2 separate regions of the Homo sapiens genome follow, and region 1 is linked to region 2. Evidence: read pairs that join two places in POLR2A ChIA-PET (ENCODE). Cell type or tissue: A673. All regions are shown on one strand. Each heading gives the region's core, and the rest is flanking DNA. Links, peaks and the distances in the headings are about the cores only.

Region 1 (2,805 bases), core at 138-2,637, 84 kb before region 2:
ATGAGGCGTGTAGCTAAGCAAGGCAAGCATTTGGGTAGAATACAGGCATGAGTCACAGGATGATGATTGGGTCAACGATGAACTACATGTACAATGATGATCCCATAAGACTATAATTCTGTATTTTTACTGTACCTTTTCTATGTTTAGATACACAGATACTTCCCATTGTGTGACGGTGGCCTATGGTATTCAGCGCAGTCACACGATGTACGGGTTTGTAGCCTAGGAGCAATGGGTTAGACCGTGTGGCCCAGGTGTGTAGGAGGCAGTACCATCTAGGTTTGCATAAGGACGCTCTATGATGTTTGCACAGCGATGAACAATGCATTTTCAGAATGTATCCCTGTTAAATGATGCATGCCTGCATTTGGTGCACAGCTGGTCTATTTAGGCCTTAGAGCCACAGGGTCGCCCACGTAGCCATTTCAGGTGAGGATGATTATAGGAGAGAGGTGAGCTGCACAGGAGGCCTGTGTATGCCGGGACATCTCCATGCTGATAGGTCGGAGTGGGTGCGCGGGCTGTCTAGAGGTTCGCCCAGCCTCTCCCTGGCCTTCTGCCCACAGCTGCCATCGCAGGCCTCAGAGCAAGGCTCTCTGCAGGTGAGCCCAGGAAAAGGCATCCATTTTTGGCTGGGAAATAGCCCAACAACCTTGGGCAAGTTCATCCTCTTCAATGAGTTTGCTCCTAGAAACTTCACAAAGTAAAAATGCAATCAAATGCTGGGAAGGTTTCTAGGAAATGCAGCCTGGCAGAGCAGAAGAAATAGCACAGCCTTGAGGTCAGGCAGCCCCAGGTTCTATTCCCACTCTGCTCTCAGCCACCGAGAGGCCTTGGAAAAGTTTTGTAACTCCCCAGTCTTCATTGTTGTGGTGAGAATTATAGATGGTGTATTATAAGACACGTATGCTGTGAATAGCTAGTGCATAGCAGGTGCTTGTTACTTTCAAATGCTAGCTAAAGTAATAACTGGAAGATACAGCAGGGACCTTGATGTATTTGGTGTTTCCCAGCATTGGAACAAACTGGAAGCTTTTAAAAATGCTCACTGAAGCCAGGGTTACTGGATGAGAGTTTGCAAAGATGGGATGAAGGGATCTATTTTTTCAAAACACCCCTAGGTAATTCTGATATAGCCAGTCTGCAGCTCTGGATAGAAAATTTGCTCAAGGACAAAGAGCTTGAATAGAGCCGGATTTCCCCCTCTCTTTTCACTCCCACCAGCCCCCATCATGCTGCCTGTATTCTGCTTCTGAGTTCCAAAGGCTTCTGCTAAAATCATCTGTGTTTGGAAGGAGGGTTGTTTGATAAAGTGGCTGAAAGTAATTTAATTGAGAAGGCAAAGGAACACTAAAGTTGCTTATCTTTCCCTGAAAGGAAATTGAAAAGAATTTCTCCAGAAAGCTGCCTGGGGTCCCTAGATGACACTTTGGCCATCTTGGTTATCTTATAGGTCATAAACATGACATTTAAGATATTTAAGATGACTTTTACAATATGCTCAAGCCTTACAAAGGAGCGTGGTGTGCTTGTAGCTAACATCTCTTTCTCAATTCCACAGGAACGTGGCTGAAGAGCGGTCTGGGTCTTGTGCACCAGGAAGGCAGCCAGCTGACGTGGACATACATTGCCCCCCAGTTGGGGTACTGGGTGGCCGCCATGTCCCCTCCCATCCCAGGTAACACGGAGCCAACACTTGCGATGATGCGGATCAGTTGCTTTGGTCTTTGAGGGTTCAGGCTAAGTATGCTCTTGAAAATAACTTCAGCAGGGCGATCACATCTTATTCAAAAATGGTTAAAAGTCTGAAAATGAGATGATGTAAAGAAGGTATTTTGCGGGGGTGGGGGACTTCTGGTTGGAAATCTTCCATCTAGGGTAAGAATAATGCATAGAAAATAGTCTTGAGTGGCTGTTTTGTTCAGACAGCTGCCATAGGGAATTCTTCATCAAAAGCCCACAGAGACCAGCAAGACCTCCTCCCTAATTCCTGAAACAGCTGTGGCCTGGTATAGGCACACATGTAGGGAAAAGCACTCCACAGAGATGCTAGTGGGAAGTCACCACTGGGGGCAAAAAGCCTGGTGGGGCATTTCCAAAATGGCTTAAACGTAAACCAGTTGCTTTGTATCTACGAGAATCTTCCCCTCCATTTAGGATATGTGCATTAATGCATATCTTTCAGAACGTGACCAATAGTTTATTTTTTTTAACCTATGTTACCCCCAAAAATATTCTAGAATTGTTGAGTTTTGTTTTGTTTTGTTTTGTTTTCAAAATGGTCATCTCAGGAGAATTATTTCCAGTGATAGCTTCTGTTGCTCAAGCTGCCTTTAGAATCTATATTACTTGGACTGCCTTCTGCCTTCATTAGTAAATCTCTTTCTTGGTGGCAAATCTTTATGCTCAAATGGCAAATCTTTATGATTTTTCTTTTTAAAGACATCTAAAAGTCATGCACATTCAAGACTGGTGAATAAAGTAGGTGACTTAGCTAGGTCGAAATGTGCTGTGATTAAAAGGTGTCTCTTGTAAATGAACCATGAAGGCAGTTCTAAAATGCAAGTTCAAATATTTTAGCAATGGAATTATCACTGGAATTAGCACTTAGACTCACAAAGTAACTGATTTGATGGAGGTCTTTCCTAAACAGGTGTGGAAAAATGTGTTACAATGACTTTATATCACCATACTAAGAAAATTTACACTTCACATCTGTTTTAAGAGTAATGTGTTTCCCTTAGCCGGGCGCGGTGGCTCACGCCTGTAATCCCAGCACTTTGGGAAGCCGAGGAGGGCGGA
Region 2 (2,805 bases), core at 45-2,544:
CCTGTAATCCCAGCTACTCAGGAAACTGAGGCAGGAGAATCACTTGAACCCAGGAGGCGGAGGTCACAGTGAGCCATGATCATGCCATTGCATTCCAGCCTGGGCGACAGAGTGAGACTCTGCCTCAAAATGAAAAAAAAAAAAAAAAAAGAAGAAGAAGAAGAAAGAAAGCATTTAAATAGTGAACATTGGGATATCAATGTTTCGCAAAGGGACATTTCATGTAGAGGTGTGCTGGTCAACCCATGAGCTAATTAGGTAGGGAATAAATCACTCTGAAGTCTTCTTCATGGAGTTGGTCATTTTGGTCATTGGGTCATGTGGAACAAAGATGCTGATTCATGTCTGTTGCAAAATAGTTTGAGTTTGATATATTACTGTTAGAAGATTTAACTCAGAAACCAGGAAAGAAATCAAGGAACAAAAAATTAAATCAAGAAAGAAAAAGTACCATGACAAATTCATTATAGTCATTGTAGTTCTATTTTTATAAGACTGGGCTCTACTTTGCCATTTTAAGCTAAACTGATGCACAGTTAAGCATTATTAGTTGAAATATGCTGTGATCTCAATTCCTATTTAAATTGTAAGGTCTTCTAATAGATGGTGTTGTTGGAGTTCAGATACACATGAATTTCATTTTGCTAGAAATTTGCTCCTTTTAATGTTGGGGACTTAAAAGACACCCAAGGAAAAGAAGTCATCCAAAGATATAATAATGAGAACCGGAAAAGTATTTTGTTAAATTTGTATGTGTCATTAAGATAGGACCTTTATGATTTTGATGTTAAACAAATGTAAGATAAACAGCTTACAAAAACTGTGGCCATCTTGGATTGTGCTGTGAGACTTCCAAGCAGAGACAAAAAGACTTTCACCTGCCTCCAGCTGGACTTCAGAACTTCGTTTCCTTAGGGTTCTTGACAGTGTTTGTATGAAACAAACCCTGTTCTGTGCTGTGTACGATGAGTAAGCTTCCCAAGTTAAAATTATTGCTCCACACCACAGATTTCAGATTCCAAGTGGAACAGAAGTCCAAAGTTGCTGTTTATAAACTTCTAAGGGTCGATTGTACCTTTCAATGGTGTCCACCCTGTGTTGACATACAGCAAAACCGAAGGGCTCTTGAAACTTCTAACCACTTTCTGAATTACAGCGAAGAATATTCTTTGCATGGTATCAAAGTTCTACAATGTCTCAGTAATTTTACATATTGAAAAAAGTCATTGATTTCCATATTCAGTCCTCTGCGCTGTCTTCTCATTTCAAGTAGTCTCATGTTCCATGTATTATTACGTTATTTGAGGAATTAAAAAAAAAAAAAAAAGAACTGGGGAATCTCCAAGAGCTGGCGGGAATATTGGCTTTGAGAAAGGAACCTTAGAATTCAAACGTAATGTTTTACCTAAAAAGGAGTCCAGTTTCCAACACTTGGGCTGGGAACGACAGGCTATGGTTGCCCAGGATCTGAAGTACAGAGGAAATTGCTTGTCCTTCTGGTGGGAGAGTTTGTCTCTAGAGGATCAGGAGGATCAGGAGGGTCAGGAGAAGGGCAGGGTGTGGCCGGGAGGAAGGGGCATGGTTAGAGATTTCTTTTCTTGATCATTTTCATCCCAGTTCAGCACTGAGTTCAGATTTCCCTTCCTTCCTTCCTTCCTTCCATCTGTCCTTCCTTCCTCCTTTCCTCCCTCTCTCCCTCCCTCCTCCCCCTGTCCCTCTCCTTCCTCCTTCCTCCCTCTCCCTCTCTGTCTCTCCCCCCTACCTTCCTTCCTTCCTTCCTCCCTCGCTCCCTCCCTCCTTTTTTCTTTTCTTTTCTTTCTCTCTGTCTCTCTCCCTTTCTCTTTCTCTCTCCTTCTCTCTCTCTCCCTCCTTTCCCTTCCCTTCCCTTCCCTTTCCCTTCCCTTCCCTTCCTTTCCCTTTCCCTTTCCCTTTCCTGACAGAGTCTTGCTCTTGTCACCCAGGCTGGAGTGCAATGGCGCGATCTCAGCTCACTGCAACCTCCACCTCCCAGGTTCAAGCGATTCTCCCTCCTCAGCCTCCCGAGTAGCTGGGATTACCTGCCATCATGCCTGGCTAATTTTTGTATTGTTGTAAAGACAAGGTTTCACCGTGTTGGCCAGGCTGGTCTCTTAACTCCTGACCTCACGTGATCTGCCCACCTCGGCCTCCCAAAGTGCTGGGATTATAGGCGTGAGACACCACTGCCGATCCTCTCTCTTTCTTTCTCTCTCTCTTTCTCTTTCTTTGTTTTCTCTCTCTCTCTTCTTTCCCTCCCCTCCCCTTCCCTTCCCTTCTCTGCTGTGTTTCCATTCTAGAAGTTCTTTCCTTCATCCCCTCGTTGCTCCTGCAGAGCATTTACTCTGACAGTGCCCCCCACCCAAGGCTCGTGGCTGCCTGGCTGTTGGATGACAGTAATGCATGCACTGCACGTCTCCCCCAGAGGAGTAATGCCGGGGACCATTTGTAGATGGATGGGAAACTGAAGCAAAGCGTGCTTCAATTTAGATTCCCCAAACTGCCAGAGCCCCAATAAAACTAGACAACTGTTGTTACCTTTAACAGAGGGTTTGCTTCTATTTTCATGTGTAACACACAAGCCCATGGCCTTGACTGGGCTTGGAGGAGGATTGTTAGTGTTTAGGTATTGTAGTCTCTGAGGCAGATGCACGTGCGTCTGCTCAAGTTTAACATCAGCAGCCGCTCTCTCATATTCTGTGTCTGTCTTTGCTGTCGTAGAATCCCAGTGTTCCAATGCAGAAGTTGCAGGATATCCAGAGAGCAATGGAGCTGCTATCCGCATGCCAG

Evidence for each region. Peaks named below come from ENCODE experiments on the same cell type or tissue, not always from the same donor. Only the 100,000 strongest peaks of a DNase experiment are listed, where the experiment ranks them.
Region 1: POLR2A ChIA-PET joins it to region 2 with 10 read pairs; 3 of 35 experiments call an interaction of 5 or more read pairs at or near these places.

The regions. Positions count from the first base shown.
Region 1 is chr10:15,219,820-15,222,624 of GRCh38, reverse strand. FAM171A1 (family with sequence similarity 171 member A1) reads left to right here. Exons shown (of 8, transcript NM_001010924.2): 6 at 1,565-1,681. The region is part of intron 1 of FAM171A1-AS1 (FAM171A1 antisense RNA 1); the gene reads right to left. Among named protein-coding and RNA genes, the nearest start is that of FAM171A1-AS1, 13 kb to the right of the region's middle. In A673, for the core only: no CTCF peak of the experiment used is centred there; no DNase peak of the experiment used is centred there.
Region 2 is chr10:15,135,350-15,138,154 of GRCh38, reverse strand. It overlaps NMT2 (N-myristoyltransferase 2), which reads left to right. Exons shown (of 12, transcript NM_004808.3): 3 at 2,737-2,805. LOC107984210 (a long non-coding RNA gene) reads right to left here and starts at 2,737. Exons shown (of 2, transcript XR_007062067.1): 1 at 1-2,737. In A673, for the core only: no CTCF peak of the experiment used is centred there; no DNase peak of the experiment used is centred there.